2 separate regions of the Homo sapiens genome follow, and region 1 is linked to region 2. A link is a loop called in an ENCODE intact Hi-C map of the cell type or tissue named here. Cell type or tissue: gastrocnemius medialis. All regions are shown on one strand.

Region 1 (8,000 bases), 900 kb after region 2:
TGTGACCACACAGAGAGAAGGCAGCCGCCTATTAGCTAAGAAGAGAGGCCTCACAAAAACGAACCCTGATTACACCTTAACCTTGGACTTCCAGCTTCTATAACTGTGAGAAAATGAAGGTCTGTTGTTTAAGCCACTCCTTCAGTGGTATTTTCCATGGCAGCCCAAGCTATCACAGCCACATTTATGGAGATCTGCATTTTTCTACCATCCCTCTCTCTTTTCTTCCCTACTTATTGACATTTTAGCTAATATTTCCTAGCTTTATGATTCTTTTTCTAAATAAGGAACATTTCTTCTTGTATCCTACTAGGGCTGTAAACAATGTCCAGAGATTTACTTCTTTGAGTATTTTCCAGGGGAAGTGTGTTGTGTTCTTGCAGCTCCAAGTCTGTTTTCTAGGAACTTCAACAAGGATAAATCAAACTCTCATTTTTATCAGTTCTAAGTTAAAGAATATGATGCAATATAATATATGACCACTTTGCATAAAATTTCTGTAAAAACAATTAAGAGCTATAATTTTTAACGAATAAAAAGCATGCTTACTGCTATCAAGAAATATAAAGTCTCAAAATTAAAAGTTCATCCTCATTAAAAAAATCACTGTTCACTTCCCTGACATAAAGGAAAAAGGGCAAAAGTGTACTCTGTTATCTCTCACAGAATGGATAAGAAACTGCAAACAAACTTTAAGAGAGTGTAATGGCAGATGGGAATTGAATAATAACAAAATAAGTCTTGGATCTGCCCTCATTCTCTTTTGTGCCAGGCAAAAGTATATTTTCCGCTCTTCACTTACTACCCCAATTAGAAAAAAAAAAATGCCAGATCTGAAAGTCAAAGAGGTCCTGCATGCACAATTTAAACCTTATTGAAGATAGAACCATATGGCAACACAATTCATGGAAAGGATAGGGGGAAAATATCTATTATCACAATTTAATAAAAACAACACTTGGCGGGGGGCGGTGGCTCACGCCTGTAATCCCAGCACTTTGGGAGCCTGAGGTAGGCGGATAACGAGGTCAAGAGATCAAGACCATCCTGGCCAACATGGTGAAACCCCGTCTCTACTAAAAATACAAAAATTAGCTGGGCATGGTGGTGCATGCCTGTAGTCCTAGCTACTCGGGAGGCTGAGGCAGGAGAATCACTTGAATCTGGGAGGTAGAGGTTGCAGTGAGCTGAGATCGTGCCACTGCACTGCAGCCTGGTGACAGAGCGAGACTCTGTCTCAAAATATATATATATTTTTATTATATATATTAAAATATATATGCAAACATATATTTGTACAAATATAAATATATATATTTTACAAATATATATGTACAAATACAAATACATATATTTGTAGCCAGATGCAGTGGCATGTGCCTATAGTCCCAGCTTCTCAGGAGGCTGAAGCATGAGGATCACGAGCCCAGCAATTCAAGGCTGTAGTGCGGCATGATCACGCCTGTGGATAGCCACTGCACTTCAGCGTGGGCAACCTAGTAAGACTCCCATGTCTAAAAGGAATAAACAAATAAAAGTAACATTTGTACTATTCTATACACTGTATTTGTCCTCTAAACTTATTCACTTACTCTACAACAGAGCAACTATAGTTAGAGTTAAAATTTCATCTGTTCAGTCTCCATTGTGGAATAAAAAAGAGAACATAATTTAGAGAGATCCAGCTTTTAAGTCTGGGCTCCAACTCTTACTTTCAGAGTAACTTTTGAAAATGTATCTTAATTGTGAAATGGGGATTGTGACAGAGTTGCATAATAAGAATGAATGAGAATAAACTCAAGAATAAATTTCAGAATGTGTCTGTGAACCACAGATATATGCTGTGTAAATGAAAACTACACATTCAAACTTAAACCAAAGGAAAATGATTTTAAGAATATTTCCCAGTCTATTAATAAAAGAAAGAATATGTTCAGTGTATTGATAATTGCATCATTTAATATATAGCCCCTAACTTGGATGTCTGCTCCCAAATAAATCTTATTTTGTCTACTTTGAAACTGAATTTTTCATCTGCTAACCTATTCATCCAATTTATCCAAATGGTTCTAAATGTTTGTTTCATTTCTTGATATTTCTGTTGTTTACAGTTTTAGCATTACTAAAGAACTGTATCATTTTCAATTACTGTTTTTTCTGATCATCCATTACAACAATGTAGGACTAATTAGCTTAGAAGAGCTGGCTGTTGCTGAAATCCCTGAGGAGAATCACAAGAAGTCTCAAACTAATTTCTCTGTCAGTGGCTCATGCCAACTTCCTATTACCACCTCCTGTGATCATGCTGTGACTTTGACAACTACCCTTGAGGAAAAAGCTTTGCCAGTTTACAACAGTGAATTGCAGGCAGAACAAAGAATGGGGTAGAGTCTGATGTCATCCTTTCTTTCTTCTCTTTATGACAGGGCATATGAGGTTACCCATCTCAAGCTGTCCACATGACTTGCCACAACTCGAAAGGGATCTCCACAGTGTTGTTTCTGGCAACACATAGCTACAAAGAGATCTTTTGGCAGAGCTGTGACCCATGTCCCATGTTATATTTAATGGTATATGTAAAGAAAAAAACACAAATCTTGACTTGCTTTCCTTGGTATTGCAAAAAACGTGAATTTTTTTTTTACTAATACCCAGTAGTTTTTTAAATTTATAAAATGAAAATAAGATGAGAATTTTCAGGAACAAAAATATTAAAGCAGATATTCTCTATATATCAGAATCTATAACTACCTATTATGAATATTATTTTCGGTTTTTCATGACTTTGTAGACAAAATAGCAGACATATAGTGTGCAATTTCTAGACTTAATATACATGAGAAGAATTCAGGCAGTTTTGCTCTGCAATATAACTTTAACCATATAACATTTTTTAAAACCCTAAAGTCAAAGTTTCTCAGGGTGCAAAAGCAGCTCTAAAAAAGCTGAGATGCTTATCAGTGCAAGTAACGACAAAATATTTTTCTTTCACAACATTCAAATTATAATACAATGGCACCACCTGTTGATGGAATGGCAGAATTGAATCCTAAGACTGCAACACAATATCAAATGTTTACTGGAATTTTAAATCAAGGGATAGAACATAGGTCATTGACCATTGAACAGATAATATATCAGTGAGATGGCTAACTCACATTTGATGTGGTTATATCAATTGCTACTTTGACATTCTGGCATTCTGTAGAATGGCACAGCATTTCCTTAAGTGCTAATCATTGCATGAACATAAGAAAATGTATAATTAAGATTAGTTTTCTTACATATATTTAAATGTAAGTTTTAGAGAAAAAGTTTTTCTAACATTAAGTTTTTTCTTCCAACACATAGTTACACTGGATTGAATATGAGTGTTCTGCAGAACACATTTTGGGAAAACTAAACTCACTTTTTGGAAACACGCTGGACTGGATAAATAACCAGTAAACACATTTAAAAGTTACTCTTATAACATAGCAAACATACTCTCAAAAAAAAAAAAAAAGAAAAAAAACTGTGTCAGAGGCTTCCAAGACGGCTGAATAGGAACAGCTCCGGTCTGCAGTTCCCAGCAAGATCGACGCAGAAGATAGGTGATTTCTGCATTTCCAACTGAGGTACTTGGTTCATCTCACAGGGACAGGTTGGACAGTGGGTGCAGCCCATGGAGGGGGAGCTGAAGCAGGGCGGGGTGTTACCTCACCCAGGGAGTTCAAGGGGTCAGGGGATTTCCCTTTCCTAGACAAGGGAAGCTGTAACGGTCTGTACCTGGAGGAATGGTACACTCCTGCCCAAATACTATGCTTTTCCCACAGTCTTTGCAACTGGCAGACCAGGAAATTCCCTCCCGTGCGTGGCTCAGCAGGTCCCAGGGCCACAGAGTCTGGTTCACTGCTAGCGCAGCAGTCTGAGATCGACCTGCAACGCTGCAGCTTGGTGGGGGGAGGGGCATCCGCCATTGCTGAGGCTTGAGTAGGCGGTTTTGTGCTCACAGTGTAAACAAGGAGGCCAGGAAGCTCGAACTGGATGGAGCCCACCGCAGCTCTGCAAGGCCTACTACCTTGCTGTAGATTCCACCTCTGTGGGCAGGGCATATCAGAACAAAAGGCAGCAGACAGCTTTGGCAGACCTAAATGTCCTGTCTGACAGCTCTGAAGACAGCAGTGGTTCTCCCAGCACCGTGTTTGAGCTCTGAGAACGGACAGACTGGCTCCTCAAGTGGGTCCCTGACCCCCCATGTAGCCTGACTGGGAGACACCTCCCAGTAGGGGCTGACAGACACCTCCTACAGGAGGGTGCCCCTCTGGGATGAAGCTTCTAGAGGAAACATCAGGCAGCAATATTTGCTGTTCTGCAGCCTCCGCTGGTGATACCCAGGCAAACGGGGTCTGGAGTGGACCTCCAGCAAACTCCAACAGACCTGCAGCTGAGGGGCCTGACTGTTAGAAGGAAAACTAACAAACAGAAAGGAATAGTATCATCATCCATAAAAACCACATCCACACCAAAACCCCATCTGTAGGTCACCAACATCAAAGACCAAAGGTAGATAAAACCACCAAGATGGGGAGAAAGCGGAGCAGAAAAGCTGAAAATTCCAAAAACCAGAGTGCCTCCTCCAAAGGATTGCAGCTCCTCACCATCAAAGGAACAAAACTGGACAGAGAATGAGTTTAACGAGTTGACAGAAGTAGGCTTCAGAAGGTTGGTAATAACAAACTTCTCTGAGCTAAAGAAGCATGTTCTAAGCCATTGCAAAGAAGCTAAAAACCTTGAAAAAAGGTTAGATGAATGGCTAACTAGAATAAACAGTGTAGAGAAGACCTTAAATGACCTGATGGAGCTGAAAAACACGGCATGAGAACTTCGTGACATATGCAAAAGCTTCAGTAGCTGATTTGATCAAGTGGAAGAAAGGATATCACTGAAGGAAGATCAAATTAATGAAATAAAGTGAGAAGACAAGATTAGAGAAAAAAGAGTGAAAAGAAACAAACAAAGCCTCCAAGAAACATGGGACTATGTGAAAAGACCAAATCTACATTTGACTGGTGTTCCTGCAAGTGACGGGGAGAATGGATCCAAGTTAGAAAACACTCTAAAGGATATTACCCAGGAAAACTTCCCCAAATTAGCAAAGCAGGCCAATATACAAATTCAGGAAACACAGAGAACCCCACAAAGATACTCCTTGAGAAGAGCCACCCCAAGACACAATTGTCAGATTCACCAAGGTTGAAATGAAGGAAAAAATGTTAAGGGCAGCCAGAGAGAAAGGTCAGGTTACCCACAAAGGGAAGCCCATCAGACTAACAGCAGATCTCTCAGCAGAAACCCTACAAGGCAGAAGAGAGTGGGGGTCAATATTCAACATTCTTAAAGAAAAGAATTTTCAACACAGAATTTCATATCCAGCCAAATTAAGCTTCATAAGTGAAGGAGAAATAAAATCCTTTACAGACTAGCAAATGAGGAGAGATTTTGTCACCACCAGGCCTGCCTTACAAGAGCTCCTGAAGGAAGCACTAAACGTGAAAAGGAACAACCAGTATCAGCCACTGCAAAAACATGCCAAATTGTAAAGACCATCGACACTATGAAGAAACTGCATCAATTAATGGGCAAAATAACCTTCTAAGATCATAATGACAGGATCAAATTCACACATAACAATATTAATCTTAAATGTAAATGGGCTAAATGCCCCAATTAAAAGACACAGACTGGCAAATCGGATAAAGAGTCAAGAACCATCAGTGTGCTGTATTCAGGAGACCCATCTCGTGTGCAAATACACATGTAGGCTCCAAATAAAGGGATGGAGGAAGATCTATCAAGAAAATGGAAAGTGAAAAAAGCAGGGGTTGTAATCCTAGTCTCTGATAAAACAGACTTTAAACCAACAAGGATCAAAAGAGACAAAGAAGGCCATTATGTGATAGTAAAGGGATCAATTCAACAAGAAGAGCTGACTATCCTAAATCTATATGCACCCAATATAGGAGCACCCAGATTCATAAAAAGAGACCTTAGAGACCTACAAAGAGACTTAGACTCCCACACAATAATAATGGGAGACTTTAACACTCCACTGTCAATATTAGACAGATTAACAAGACAGAAGGTTAACAAGGATATCCAGGACTTGAACTCAGCTCTGGACCAAGCAGACCTAATAGACATCTACAGAACTCTCCACCCCAAATCAACAGAATATACATTCTGCTCAGCACCACATCACACTTATTCTAAAATTAACCACATAATTGGAAGTAAAACACTCCCCAGCAAATGCAAAAGAACAGAAATCACAACAAACTATCTCTCAGACCACAGTGCAATCAAATTAGAAGTCAGGATTAAGAAAGTCACTCAAAACCGTACAGCTACGTGGAAACTGAATAACCTGCTCCTGAATGACTACTGGGTACATAACGAAATGAAGGCAGAAATAAAGATGGTCTTTGAAACCAATGAGAACAAAGACACAATGTACCAGAATCTCTGCGATACATTTAAAGCAGTGTGTAGAGGGAAATTTATAGCACTAAATGCCCACAAGAGAAAGCAGGAAAGATCTAAAATTGACACTCTAACATCACAATGAAAAGAACTAGAGAAGCAAGAGCAAACAAATTCAAAAGCTAGCAGAAGGCAAGAAATAACTAAGATCAGAGCAGAACTGAAGGAGATAGAGACACAAAAAACCCTTCAAAAAATCATTGAATCCAGCAGCTGGTTTTTTGAAAAGATCTACAAAATAGACAGATTGGTAGCAAGACTAATAAAGAAGAAATGAGAGAAGAATCAAATAGATGCAATAAAAAATGATAAAAGGGATATCACCACTGATCCCACAGAAATACAAACTACCTTCAGAGAATAGTATAAACACCTCTACACAAATAAACTAGAAAATCTAGAAGAAATAGATAAGCTCCTGGACACATACACCCTGCCAAGACTAAACCAGGAAGAATTTGAATCTATGAATAGACCAGTAACAGATTCTGAAATGGAGGCAATAATAGCCTACCAACCTAAAAAAGTCCAGGACCAGATGGATTCACAGCCGAAATCTACCAAAGGTACAAAGAGGAGCTGGTACCATTCCTTCTGCAACTATTCCAATCAATAGAAAAAGAGGGAATCCTCCCTAACTCATTTTATGAGGCCAGCATCATCCCGATACCAAAGCCTGGCAGCGACACAACAAAAAAAGAGAGAATTTTAGGGCAATATCTCTGATGAACATTGATGCAAAAATCCTCAATAAAATACTGGCAAACCGAATCCAGCAGCACATCAAAAACCTTATCCACCATGATCAAGTGGGCTTCATCCCTGGGATGCAAGGCTGGTTCAACATATGCAAATCAATAAATGTAATCCATCACATAAACAGAACCAATCACAAAAACCACATGATTATCTCGATAGATGCAGAAAAGGCCTTTGACACAATTCAACAGCTCTTCATGCTAAAAACTCTCAATAAACTACATATTGATGGAATGTATCTCAAAATAATAAGAGCTAATTATGACAAACCGGCAGCCAATATCATACTGAATGGGCAAAAACAGGAAGCATTCCCTTTGAAAACTGGCACAAGACAGGGATGCCCTCTCTCACCACTCCTATTCAACATAGTGTTGGAAGTTCTGGCCAGGGTAGTCAGCCAAGAGAAAGAAATAAAGGATTTTCAATTAGGAAAAGAGGAAGTTAAATTGTCTCTGTTTGCAGATAACATGATTGTATAATTAGAAAACCCCATCGTCTTAGCCCACAATCTCCTTAAGCTGATAAGCAACTTCAGGAAAGCCTCAGGATACAAAAATCAATGTGCAAAAATCACAAGCATTCCTATACACCAATAACAGACAGAGAGCCAAATCATGAGTGAACTCCCATTCACAATTACTACAAAGAGAATAAAATACCTAGGAATCCAATTTACAAGGGATGTGAAGGACCTCTTCAAGGAGAACTACAAACCA
Region 2 (8,000 bases):
TTAGTTGCATGCCTTTTCTTCCTTTGGTTTAACATTGAATAGATCGTGTTACATGAATCCTAGCTTCTATTTTGGTGAGCGATAGTGCTTCAACCTGTGAAAATAACTTTGCCGTTTGCTTTGTAGGAGTACAGGTAGAATCCGGATACAGTGATACATTTACTGACTGACCTTTTTTTTTTTCTTTTCTTTTTAGTTACCTTATCCCATATCACACAACTGGTCCTCAGCCATAACAAGCTAACAAGTAAGTGATGTTTCTCATTTGTTACAGTTTCTGACATTTAGGTAATCCTATGGCACTGCTGAGTCTGTTACTGTTTCCTTGGGAGAAACTAATGAAGAATGATTATTTGCAGAAACCTTAGTTTACTTTGGTGACACTAAGATGAGAATATTGTCATCCTGTATTTTGTCCTTTTGTAGTTAGCTCTACTTTGAAGATTCTTTTCTTTTTTTTGAGACAAGGTCTTGCCGTGTTACCCAGGTTGGTCTTGAACTCCTGGGCTCAAGCGATCGTCCTGCCTTGGCCTCCCAAAGGGCTGGGATTACAGGCATGAACCGTGGCGCCTGGCCTGAAGATTCTTTCTTATCATGTTTATAAACCAAAGAGAAAAAAAATGACATTGTTGCTCTGGAAGTGGTTCCATTCAGAGATAGTAAATGCTATGCTGACCTGAATTGCCAGACCATTGGTGAGCATTTCATGAGCAAAACTTACTTGAAAGCATTGAAAACTTGAAATTGTTAGAACAAGTTCTTTGTTTTCATTTATATTTCCTCCTCGAAAGGGAAAGTTTTAACTGTTTAATACACTTTCTGTCCCTGCTTGATGGAGGAAAAGATGCAAAATTGTATACATGATATACCTTTACATCTGCATTTTTCAAATTTTTGAGTCTGGCTTCCCCAAAAGAAAAATTCTGCTGGGTATCCATAGAGCCCCACAGTAGACGTATCTGCTTAGCATAGATGAATGCCTATTTTTATATGACTATCTTGTGTGCATGATGGGCCGTTTTCTTCGTAGAGCTGTGGCTTTAAAGATTTTAATGACAGGGACCCACGCTCCTTTCCCATTCCTAATGACTCAGTTCTTTTTGCTTGCCATTTTTCTTGCAGACTTGAATGATTTTCTAATCATGTGGCAAGAATTTGTGAAGGAGCTTTCCGAGTCCAGTGAAATTGAGCAGAATGTCATGTTGAGGGATTTGTGTCATGAATTTATGTGTGTATGTGCATTATATACAGCTTGAAGCGATGTCACAGAGCTGTTGATTATTGAGAATTAAGAGTGGCAGCAGGGTCCCCTCATGTGCAAGAAACAAGTGGATTAGTCGTTGTTAGCCAAAGCGTATATTTGTAAGGCAAAGGCAGAGTGACGGCACAGTTGTCACACTTAAGTAGTGGTGGCCACAGAAGCCAAAAGTGAGACCTACAAGTCATGTGTGGTCATTGTTGTAACAGGTAATTTATTGCCGGTTCCATTGTTTTTCTGGGAAATGGTCCCGTGGTCCACAGAGACCAGATTCTCAGTTCAGAAGGGATTCATGGTCTGTTTTGAAGCGTGGACCACGTGATTCCTAAATCCCCCAAGATTTGTGAGCAGTAATAACTGACATGTTCTGTTGTGTAGTTTAGTAAAGTATTTCTTAATTGCTAAGCTTACCATTGTTACAACAATGATACCTTGTTTTGCTTATCTTGTGCAAACCAGTTTACACAAGAAAGCAAAACTGGCCAGGATCAGTGACCGATGCCTGTAATCCCAGCACTTAGGAAGGCTGAGGTAGGAGGATTGCTTGAGCCTAGGAGTTTGAGACCAGCCAAGGCAGCATACTGAGGCCCCCATCTCTACCAAAAATCAAAAAATTAACCGGACATAGTGGGTCCAGCACCTGTGGTCCCAGCTACTGAAGAGGCTGAGCCCAGTAGGTCGAGGTTGCAGTGAGCCATGATGACGACCCTGCTCTGCAGCCTGGACGACAGAGGTAGACCCTGTCTCCAACAGGAAGAAAGCAAAACCTTTATTTCTATTATATCATTCATTGATCTCTTCTTTAAAAACATCTTTCAGATCACTGTAGTTTATTTCTTTTTACATCTTCACAAAGATAGAAATCTCAGGAGTCAATGGATCAGTTTCTTCCTCCAGGCATTATAATATTAGGTTAATTTAGAGGAGCATATTTATATGTGGAGTTACATTGTGTTGGCCATTCAGGAGACTGACTGTGAAAGAATCCAAACTTTATATTTCTGCCTTGCCAGTTTTTTTTTCCTTTTCTTCACTCCATTTGAGACACTCTTGACCTAATCCAGTAAACTCTAATTAATAGTCTTGGTAAATTCTGTTTCAAGCCATCCTGAGTAGCGTCACTGACACCCGATCTGTTTCAGTAAGGTCAAATTAGCATCCTTTACTATTTTTCTGGCATTTAAATGAATGACTTTGCTATGGTTTTTCAAGTGTTTATAGTAAATATGTCCATTTGATGGAAATATAAATATGCATTAAGTGTAAGTGGCTAGGCACACCCTGCTGTCACTTTTTATGGTAATCAGTGTCTTTCACTTTCTGTTGTTTTTAATAGGGACCAGCTGACAACGCCACATTAAAACCACAGGGACTCAAAAGATAACTCCCCCACCCCCTCACCCGGCACTGCTTTTATCTTGCAAAAGTATTCATGTTTTTCTCTTAGTATGCCAATTACACCGTTCTCTGACATTTCCACTTATGTACTCATGGAAGGAATGAATGGTTTACTCAAACTGGGACATTGATTTGGGGACACTGTTGACTCCACTGACTTAAGATCTACAGGGTTATTGAAACAGTGTGGCACGTGGTTGACTTGCCTTTTCTTGCCAGTGGTTTTGGCCTTGACATGTCTACCCAGGGCAGTAAAAGTGAGGCGACAAGGAAGCTGAAAGTGGGATCTGTGATTCTGAAATTCCTCAAGAATCTGGGAGCAGAAATTCCTGAACTTTTAAATACTGCAGTTCATAAAAATATTAATGTATTGTCAAGCTAATTGCTGTTAATGCTCCAAGACTATTATGGTGCCCCTATTTGAATTTAAACCTGGGAGCTTGGGGCAGCGTTGATGGGTTTTTGAAGTCAGCGGGGGACTTAATCTGTCTGTAGCAACTTTCCTAGATATGTATATATGCATGATGTGTTTAAGGAGACGGGAAGAATAGTTGCAAGTGAATTTTTTTCTTCTGCCTTTTTGCTATGAATGGGCAGGTACTAACTTTGAATGCAACAAAGTCATTGGCAAAGTCAGAATGCAAAGCCATCCTGGCCCAATGGGAAGAGTTTCAGATTGAAGATCCTTTCGGAAATAATGCTTTCTTTGAGCACCTGCCTGTGATGCAGTACGCACCTGGCAGAAGGCTGGCTTACTCTCATGCACTCACTGCCCCTCTCTGCCTTTCAGAAACTGCCCTAATCTGCCCCACATCCCATGCCAGCCTCTCCTCTCCATTTGCTGCTCTAGGAAGATGGATCATCTTCTGTCCCCCCGTAGCCCTGCCTCTGGGCCCAGGATCTACTCTTGCCTGCCTCTCCTCCTCCCTCCTCCTCTCTACCAGCCTCTCCCCATCCTCCCCTGGGGGCCCCCTGGCTGGTCTGGCCCATCTGAAGCCTTTCCTCCCCAAACTCTCTTGCATGTAGACTCTTTAACTCTAGCATGGCATTCCCTGTCCTTCTCTTCCTTTGTGTTTTTTTTCTCTCTCCAAATAGATGGTCAGCTTTTGTGGAAGCATGGATCATTTCATATTCTTCCTGAATGCCTGTGACTGGGCCCTTAGTGGCTTCGCAGTAATTACCTGTATAAACCGAGTGTTCATTGCTCCCAGGAGGTATGTGAATGACAGGGAAGGGCAGAGAGGAAACTGCTGGCTGGAGAGAAAGTGGGGAACATTGGGATCAGATGGTTTCTTTGGGATTAACTGGTATAGGGACTTGAGTAGATGTGGCTGCCACAGACTTCTGTTTCTTACTCGTTGTGTGCTCATTTCAAACATGGTAGAGCGTGATGCTCTAAAGATACATGACCTTCAGCCTGGGCAACATAGCAAGACCCCATCTCTTAAAAAAAACATGAGCCAGGCATCTCAGCTACTGTGGAGGCTGTAGTGTGAGGATCACTTCAACCCAGGAGTTTGAGGCTGCAGTGAGCTGTGATTGTACTACTGCACTCCAGCCTGGGTGACAGGGCAAGACCCTATCTCAAAAAAAAAAAAAAAAAAAAGGTATATGACCTTATGTCCAATAAATGATGGCCATCTCATCTTTACAATCATAGAGCCAAGGAATGATGGGCTGTGATGTGTTACTCAGGCACACAAAGGACTCGCAGCCAGGGAAACTGTTTTCATGACCGCTCAGATGCGTGGGAAGGCAGCAATAATGCCGAAGGTCATCTTCCTGTGTTTCTTTGCTTTTCCTTCCTGCCCCTGGCCTCTGTGGTTACCCTCCCTTTCAAGCCACTGTCAGCTGAGTCTTTTTTAGTCTGCTCCTTAATCCAATCCCTAGGTTTTATGGTGTTTTGGAAGTGTGAGCTTTGTAAATGCTTTCCTACTTGTTTTTTGTTTTTAAAAAGGAGTTTCTTTTGGGGACAACCATTTTAAGACTTGTCCACTAGAGGTCACTGTTGAGACACATATGTCTCCTCCAGGTTTTGTACCTAAAGATTAGAAACCACCTTTGTTGTGAGAATAAATTTTGTGCAGGCTCTCCGGCCCTGCACCACAGGGCATGTTGCTATTGCTGCTTACACAGTGCAGTTTTTACCACATTTAAGGTAAATCCTTATAGAAGGAGGTATGCTGTGTTTTTTGTTCTCCTACCATGAAAATATTCAGTTTCACGTATCATTTTTTAGTGTTTATTATGGCTACTTTCTCAAATTAGAAACATTTCTCTTCCTCCAATATCCTTACGTTGAAAGAATTATACTGCTTTCCATAGTATTTTGTATTGGGCATATTTGAGTTTTTTTTTTTAATCTGTGGAAGAAAGTTTGAAGTATTTATGTAACCAGATTTTAATTCAAAAATAACTGTAAAAATCAGGAAAATGTGTATTTTGTGCATATTTATGCTGATTCGTATACTGCTCAATTCCATTGTGTTGGGGAGAATATGAAATGAATGTACAACAGGAAATGAATTGCATTCTGTAGCAGTGATAAAACAAGCTCTGGGCATTACGTTTTTAAGTGAAGTTTTCCTTAAGTTTTAAAAAAATTTTATTCCAACAGCAAAACCCACACGTAAACATTGCAAGCTACTACTGCACTCCAGCCTGGGTGACAGGGCAAGACCCTATCTCAAAAAAAAAATTAAAAAAAAATAAAAATATGACCTTATGTCCAGTAAATGATGGCCATCTCATCTTTACAATCATAGAGCCAAGGAATGATGGGCTTAAATACGGCAGTAGTTTTTTTTTTTTTTTTTAAATTTTGTGACCCATGTGTGTTGAGGATTAGACATTCGTCATTTTGTGCAAGAAATAACCAAGGATATCTTTTTGCTCTGTGCAAACATTGAGGAGCCGACATTTATGTAAAACTTTTCAAAAGTGTGGGTCTCTGAATGTAATTGTTTAGTTTTATACTTTTAACTGCCATGTAAAACCTTTTCCTGAGGTATTGGCAGTTTTGCCTACAATTTCAGGTCTTCACTGTGACCATATCTCATCATTTAATGCATCGGAAATGGCCAGGCAGGTAGTAAACCTAAGTTTTATGGCAAAATGTGGGTTTTTTTTTTTTAATATACACTATTTCCTATTAGTTACAGCTTATGTATGAATTTAGAATTATAACAAACAAGAAATACTAAGATACCTTCTTTGGTGGTTTCAATAATTTATTTATCAAAGATAATATTCTAAGTACATAGAATTTAATACTTTTAAATTTTATGCAGATGTATACATTGATTATCTACCATAAGTCATATTATAAACAAATTAAGCAGCATATTTCACATGAAAATACTGCATTCTTAAAATTTGTAGATCCAATTATAATGAAGAAAATTTAGCAGTTTTTAAAAAGCATAATACATTGAAACCTTTTTATGCAGACATAATAGATTGCTGGGATGATTGAGAAGAATTAACTGTCTGAATTCCTGAGGACGACCTTCACCACTCTTCTCAGACCTTGCTGTTCTTAAGTCTGTAGTTATTCCCTCCTTCATAGATTATTTGTCATGCTTTATGCAAAAGTTCTTGTGCATGGCTTGTATGAAATTAAACCATGAGGGGGGAATATGTAAAATAAATGGTCTCTGTGTCATGAATTTATCTTGTGACAATATCAAAACAACTTGCTGTTCGCATTTTAACAGAGTGTAAATGTGTTTATAATACAGAGGCTTTGATCAATAACTTATTTTTTTAAATTACTGCACATTTATCAGTTTGCTTCTCTGCCATCATTAAAAGATGAGAGTTAAAAAAATATGCATAGTATCTTTGAGTCTAACAGCTATTAATTAAACAATATCTATCTGATGGTACCGGTAGTCAGGTTACCATAAAAAAGCACTGGCAGTTGGGCATGTGTTGCGATTTTTTGGCTGTAGTGAGTGAGCACCTGAGATCATGCTATGGGAGGGTCTGTTGACCCAGGAACCCAGAACCAGTGCAGCCAAGGCCAGCGAATGAAGTCGAAGACGTGTCCTGCCGGTGGCATCTAATCTGTCCTCAGCTTGTAGACTGTGGCCACCCCCCACCCCCATTCCTTTTGTTGTCAGCCCCACCAACCAAAATGTACCTGTTCTAGAATCCTTTTTCTAGAGGTCCTGTTTTGTGCTAAGCGGAAGCCAGCTAACGTGCTAATTCCTCCACAATATATTTTTAAATGGAACCACCCCAATCGTGAGAACTTCAGAACGGTGGCAGGCTGTGGAGAAAATAAGACGGGGGAGTGTAAGCCTGTCACTTTCCAACTCATAATTAGCCCATGTGCGGGGCTGATCCTGAAAAAGGTTTCTATTGCTATTGATGATAGAATGTCTATCAAACAGAATTGATTTAATAGCAAAATATTATACGTACATTTTCAGTTGATGCCCTCTCTCCTATATCACTTGATGTGTGTGTACATGTGAGTATGTGTGCAGAATGATAGAGGAGATACACTAAGAGGTGCAATACTTAGGTACATACATTCTTGTAGAGCATCTCTTCTCTTTTTTTATGTTTTTATTTTTTAGAGATAGTGTTTTTATCACCCAGGTTGGAGTACAGTGGCACAATCCTAGCTCACTGTAACCTGAAACTCCTGGGCTCAAGCAAGCCTCCTAGATAGATGTGCACCACCACGCCTGGCTAATTTGCCCAGGCTGGACTCAAACTCCTGGGCTCAAGTGGTCCTCCTGCCTTGGCCTCCAAAAGTACCAGAAATACAGGCCACTGTGAGCCCCTGTGCCCAGCCTTCTTAACTTTTCTTAAGTCACTGATCTTTTTAAATAATAGAGTGAAAACTACAACCCTGATCTGTAGAGAAGTGCACGTGATGGTTGTAATTCCAGCAGAGGCTTGTGGATCCCATTGTGTTCATCCATGAATTCTTTAGAGGTCCATGCAGCTCAGATTTAGAAACTCCAGAATCGGATGAAGATAACACTAGTATGTTTGCATGCAGTGTGGACATAGGGATGCTATTTTTTTGTTTGTTTGTTTGAGACAGGATCTCACTCTGTCACCCAGGTTGGAATGCGGTGGCGTGATTTCGGCTCACTGCAACCTCCATCTCCCGAGTTCAAGCGATTCTTCTGCCTCAGCCTCCCTAGTAGCTGGGACTACAGGTGTGCACTGCCATGCCCAGCTAGTTTTTGTTTTTAGTAGAGACGGGTTTCACCATGTTGGCCAGGCTGGTCTTGAACTCCTGGCCTCAAGCAATCTGCTTGCCTCGGCCTAGTGATGCTATTTCTTAAAGGAGATGCTCCTTGGAGATTTGTATAAAACTTTA

The links. Hi-C counts contacts between places; a loop is a spot of excess contacts. Peaks named below come from ENCODE experiments on the same cell type or tissue, not always from the same donor. Only the 100,000 strongest peaks of a DNase experiment are listed, where the experiment ranks them.
Region 1: a loop joins it to region 2, with 7 times the contacts of the local background. A loop is called at or near these places in 15 of 110 quality-filtered maps.

Annotation. Positions count from the first base shown.
Region 1 is chr10:15,874,203-15,882,202 of GRCh38, reverse strand. No RefSeq gene overlaps it. Among named protein-coding and RNA genes, the nearest start is that of MINDY3, 18 kb to the right of the region's middle. RefSeq lists an enhancer at 3,779-4,073. In gastrocnemius medialis, a CTCF peak has its summit at 3,014; no DNase peak of the experiment used is centred here; H3K27me3 peaks cover 248 bases.
Region 2 is chr10:16,774,281-16,782,280 of GRCh38, reverse strand. RSU1 (Ras suppressor protein 1) reads left to right here. Exons shown (of 9, transcript NM_012425.4): 3 at 197-247. Among named protein-coding and RNA genes, the nearest start is that of RSU1, 39 kb to the left of the region's middle. RefSeq lists a silencer at 2,482-2,531. In gastrocnemius medialis, CTCF peaks have their summits at 4,441 and 4,642 (motif pointing right); no DNase peak of the experiment used is centred here; H3K27ac peaks cover 326 bases.